2 separate regions of the Homo sapiens genome follow, and region 1 is linked to region 2. A link is a loop called in an ENCODE intact Hi-C map of the cell type or tissue named here. Cell type or tissue: sigmoid colon. All regions are shown on one strand. Each heading gives the region's core, and the rest is flanking DNA. Links, peaks and the distances in the headings are about the cores only. Region 1 has its middle 190 kb from the start of NAMA. Region 2 has its middle 87 kb from the start of NAMA.

Region 1 (2,812 bases), core at 74-2,573, 100 kb after region 2:
GCATCTTCAAAACTCTCTCTACCTCTGACTTCTCCTGCTTCCCTCTTTCACTTTTAAAGACTTTTGTGATGACATTGGGCCCACTCAGATAATCCAGGATAATCTCCCTACTTTAAGGCCAGCTGATTAGCAGCCTTAATTCCATCAACAACCTTAATTCCCCTTTGTCGTGTAACCTAACATCACCACAAATTCTGAGGATTACGACATGGACATCTCTGGGAAATGTATTATCTGTGTCTGCCAACAACAACATTCAATGAGTATTTGATAAATAAATGACTGAATTATTATCTAATTTCACTCATCAAGTAATTCCTTAGAATCAATGTAATTATTCTTCCATTTTACACATGAGGGAAATGAAGCTTGAAAGGTTAAGTCACCTAGCTAATAAATAGCAGAGTAAAACTCAAACAGGCTAACTCAAGACAGTTTCTGACTGTCCCCACTTGTTTCATTTTTCTGTTGTCAGCTTACAAATCTACCTCCTTGACTAGACTCAGAGCTCCTAGAGGAGAGAGACCATGGTTTGCATATTTACAACCCCAAAGCCCAGCCCAAGGCATGGAAAATAGCAATAATAATAATAGTAGTAGTAGTAGTAGGAATTTACTGAGTACTTAACAAGTGCCAAGTGCTGATATAAACACTACCTGCACCCAGAAAACGTATTGAGTAAATGTTGAGTGGATAAAACCAGCTTTTCTCACTAAATCCCAACAGCTACATTTTTAGCCCTATCTAATACTCAAGTTCTATACTATAAATGTGCAGATTAAGTCATATTAAATTAGAGAGGCTCTAAAACATCATCAAGAGTGGGTTTATTTCTGTCTCCTGGTCTGAATCCAGAATCCCAAGTCATTATCCATCAGTCTGTCTAATGAGTGAACATTCACTGTGAATAGATTTATCCATTCTAGATTAAGAGTTTGATTTGACAAACTAAAAAATAGTGACTAAGATATCCAGAGGTCTTCACAGTTTCCTAAGCACTTTCACAAGTACACTTAATTCTCAAAACAACATTGTACTTAGGGGAGGGATGTATTATTACCCCCATTTTATGATAGAAAAAGCTTGGCTCAGAAAACCTAAATAGATTGCCCAAGTTCACCTAGCTAGTGAGAACCACATTCCAGGTTTCCTGACTTCTATATCCACATTTTTCTACTATGTAGTGCTTCCAAGCAGAATGTCTTATGGCTTTTAGAGAGGGGAATGTCCATGCAGACTGGCAAGGCTCAGCTTCCACGTGGATCCGTGGGGACCGTGCCAGCTCCCCGAGCCTGGTTTGCCTACTCGTTCGGATCATGCAGCTCTCTCGATTGTGAGGTTTACAATTTCTCAGTCTGCACAATGAAAGAAAACCCTAAGAATTCAAATCACTCCGTAAAGTCTAAAAAAGGAGAGGGGATAATTGCCACTGGAGTGGATGTTTATTTGTCCTGAAAAAAAAAATATTTTCACTGAATAAAAATTCTGCATAACATAGAACTCAGGGGAAGAAGTTGGCAGGTGCAGGAGATTTCTATTCTGTTTTCTTTTTATCTACTTTTCTAAGCATCCTTTCTATTTCCATGCTTTGAAAAGCATGGAAGAGAACTCGGGCTCTGGGATAAAGAGAGAAAGAAGAATCCTCGAGTTACGGAGCCTGGCTAACCTCTTTTCTGTGAAGATCTGTGTGCTCTTTTGTGCAATAATGAAGAGATGGAAAGAAAAGAATTGTCCCCACATTATCCACCACTAGGCCAGCCAAAAGGACCTCTGACTAGGGAAGCAAAGCCACCCCAACACTGGCTAATTCCCCTCACTCCTTCCTTGCCAGATGGTGCTCTCAGAACATGACTGTCCCCTCTGTGATTGTCCATGATTTGAGGGTCAGGAGCCACCACAGGAAAAGTATCTAATTCCACTTTCACACACTTGTAGTGTCAGCAATCCAAATACAGAACTCTATTTTGGCCACATTTTAACTACTCTGGCATCAGCACAGGAAAAGAAGCCCACCTGTTGGTATCAGTGAAAAAAATCTCCTAAGTCACTTCTCAGCTATGCTCATCCTGGATTCTTCACCTCATCAAACATCCTACAAGGTCTGGTGTTCCAAGAGGCCAATCTATACTGCAACTCTAGTCAGAGAGAACATTTGAAAGCATAGAATTCTTCTCTCCTAGTCTGTTTCCTAAATTGCCATCAAAGCAATTTTCCCAAAGCATACACTTATTCATTCTACACATATATATTCAGTTACTATTAGGTGCTGGGTACTTTTCCAGGTACTTTTCTTGATTGCTGTGGCAAGTGCCACAGTAATCAAGGCAGGAAATACCTGCTTTTATCTAGAGGGAGGAGAAGATGTTAAACAAACCAACATATCTTATTTCTGATAAGTAATTGTAACAGAAAGAAACCAAAAGAGGGTAGTAGTGGTTGTGGGGTAGAAAGTGACTTGAGTGGGGTGATAGCTTACATGGTAAGTGTCATTTGAACCAAGGCCTGAGACAAGAAGGAAATTGGCTGTGCCAAGAACTAAGCATTCTAGACAAAGAAAAGAGAAGATTCAGAAGATAGAAATAAACTTGGCAGTTGGAAGAACATAAAGAAGTCCCAGGAGGCTGAAAGATGGTGAGCAGAGGGAGAGTGGTAGGAGTTGGGGCTGGAGATTGAAGCAAAAGCTGGAGTGGCTGTGGTAGAAAAGGAAATAAATAGGTAGACTCCAGACATATTTGGGAGGTAGAGCTGGCAGCATGTTCTGAACGAGTTGGCATGGGGAGTGCTACAGTTTGGATGTCTGTCCCCTCTGAAT
Region 2 (2,812 bases), core at 28-2,527:
TTCCACCAGATGATTCACATCCCAGAGGCTCTCCTTATTGCTTCCTCTGGATCATGAGTGCATCAGGACCAAGGCCTTCAAGAATGATGCAGACAACAGCAGCCTCATGCTGAACAATTCAGCATGTTCAGAGGGTGCCATGAGACTCCATCATCTCAGCTGATCCTCCCAACTGCCCAGTGAGGTAGGTACAATAGGCATCCTCATCCCCAGTTTGTAGGTGAAGAGACTGAAGCTCAAAGAAGTGAACTGATTCACTCAAAGTTGTAGAGCTGTTTACCACTGATACGGTTTGGATCTGTGTCCCACCAAATCTCACGTCAAATTGTAATCCCTCATGTTGGAGGTGGAGCCTGGTGGGAGGTGATTGGATCATGGGTGTGGATTTCTCATGAACAGTTTAGCGCCGTCCCCTTGGTGGTGTTCTCATGATAGCAAGATCTGATTGTTTAAAAGTGTGCAGCACCTCCCCGACTCACTCTCTCTTGCTCCTGCTCCCGCCATATGAGACTGTTTGCTCCCCCTTCACCTTCTGTTGTGATTGGAAGCTTCCTGAGGCCTCCCCAGAAGCAGAAGTTGCTATGCTTCCTGTACAGCCTGCAGAACCGTGACCCAATTAATCTCTTTTCTTTATAAATTACCAAGTCTCAGGTATTTCTCTGTAGCTATGTGAAAACAAACTAATATAGCCACAGAGCCAGGACCTGCCCTTAAGACTCAGGTTAGGAAACGACCCAGTTACCACTCTGAGTTTCTTTTTGCCAGAGCCATGCTATTTGCACTCCAATGAGATGTTCTGTCCTATATTCTCATATCATTTCTTTTTTTTTTTTTTGTCATGGACCCAGGGCTCTCAAGTGGGTTTGCACACTCACATTTGTGGCCATGGATGAGATGAAAATTATCTTTTCAATCGGCCTTTCTCTAATCCCTCTTCTATCTGCTTCTCTGTGATGTAAAGGTCTACATCAATCATGAGCTCCATTCCTCCACCACCAACAGTTTCTGTGATACTCAAGAGATAAATAATAATATTGCTACCAGCTAATGCTTCCTGAATGCTTCCTGTAGACCAGGCATTATTCTAAGCATTAGTATCTCGATACTGATTATGACATGATGAGTAGTGCTGGGTAAATCGGAGTCCTTGCTCTGGCCCTCACACTTTAATAGATCTACTCTGTGCCTGCTCTGTCTTCCTTCTCATGGGTTGAGGAGCCTACAAAGCCAAGGATTCAATAAGCCAAGGAATTGTGACCCTCAAATATCGTGGACTTCAGAGCTTGAACATTCTTAAATCTATTTCCAGGGCCAAACAGATCGTTCACACAAGATACATTGCTCTGCTGGTGTGTATATCCTGGGCCACAGGATTTCTAAGGAGATGCTGCTTACAGAAGGCAAAGGGGTGTGTGTGTGTGTGCGTCTGTGCATGCTTGAAGCTATGTGCTAGGCCCTTCAAAGTATAAGAGATAGGGCTTGGGTAAGAGAGTACTATTGGTAATAGTACTCCATTTGGACTCTTGCCCCACTCACTGCAAATTTTAGGGGAAAGCCTACCTACAGGAGATAGGTACTATTAAAAATCCCCGTGTAGGGATTTGAGCCACATAGGCTATAAGAAACCCCAGGGTCACACGGCCAGCAAGAAGTGGATCCAGGTTTTGGATGCTTAAGCACCGTACTTACTTCCTCCTACGCCTTCTCAATTGCCATGACTTCCTGGAACACTGCAAAAATACAGAGAAAGACAAATTATATTGACCTCATGATGCTTGCCAGCATTAGGGAAGAGGCAAAGGGACATCTCAGGCCCTATCCGAAAGGAGTATGTTAAATGCCATAACCTCCTTTGCATAGCAGGTTTTTCACAGTTTATTCCCCACCTCCAATCAACAAGACAATCCATTTCATCTGATAATCAGCAAGAGTGTTAGCTGGAGAAACCAGAGTAAGCGGCCAAAAGACCTTTGCTCTATTGGAGCTGTTCCTCCTTGGAAATCTCACTCAGTGATCTCAGCTGGGAACTCTGCGACAAAGACCACGTGTCTGCAAGAACCAGAGCAGCTCCTGATGGACCTGGGTGCCTCCACTGTCTTGAAGCCAAAGACATTTGATCTAAGATATGTCCTCCCCCTTGTCCAGCTTCAATGAATTGGGCAAACACCATTTTTTAAAATAAAGCATTAAATATCAAATAAGAGAAGATAAAGTCAAAGGCTGGCTATCCCAGAAACCCCCATCCATAGATTAAAAAGACCAGGAATAATGTTAGCAAAAAGGGGAAACAATATGTAATTAAAACTATTGCCAAAGGCAGTTGACTTCAAACACCTTGTAGTTCACTTCAATTCCGTTGTGAGTTGCTCTTTAAAACCTTTTGGGTGACAAACCTTAAAAGTGTCATCTCTGCCCTTTTGCTTGTTGCTATGATACACATAGTACACACCCAGCATCCAAGACATGGCTGTGTTGCTGACTTTCTCCATGATGTTTTCCAGCCTTTCCATTAGTTCATCATGCAACCTATGAAATGGGACTGCAAGTCATAGTATAGTGTGACTATAATTTGGGGTTTCAGTTCCAGAATAACAATGGACAAATAGCATTCAAAGAGGCCAGGACAGAGTGGCAGACTGAAGCCAAAGCTGTTTTTTGGAGTCAGGGTGAGCAATGCCATGAGCTGAGTCAAGCACAAACTAGAGTCAATATCAAGGCAGTGACAGGGCAGGGATTTGCTGGGCAAACCAAACCATCCCACCAGGTTGTGATTCCCCAGCATGAGGTCCCTTTGCGGAGCTAAGCACATGCC

What was found. A loop is a pair of places that touch in the nucleus more often than their neighbours do. Peaks named below come from ENCODE experiments on the same cell type or tissue, not always from the same donor. Only the 100,000 strongest peaks of a DNase experiment are listed, where the experiment ranks them.
Region 1: it touches region 2 in a loop (3-fold over the local background); 4 of 110 quality-filtered maps call a loop at or near these places.

What each region holds. Positions count from the first base shown.
Region 1 is chr9:99,564,131-99,566,942 of GRCh38, forward strand. No RefSeq gene overlaps it. Among named protein-coding and RNA genes, the nearest start is that of NAMA, 190 kb to the left of the region's middle. In sigmoid colon, for the core only: no CTCF peak of the experiment used is centred there; a DNase peak (open chromatin) is centred at 1,286.
Region 2 is chr9:99,461,343-99,464,154 of GRCh38, forward strand. No RefSeq gene overlaps it. Among named protein-coding and RNA genes, the nearest start is that of NAMA, 87 kb to the left of the region's middle. In sigmoid colon, for the core only: no CTCF peak of the experiment used is centred there; no DNase peak of the experiment used is centred there.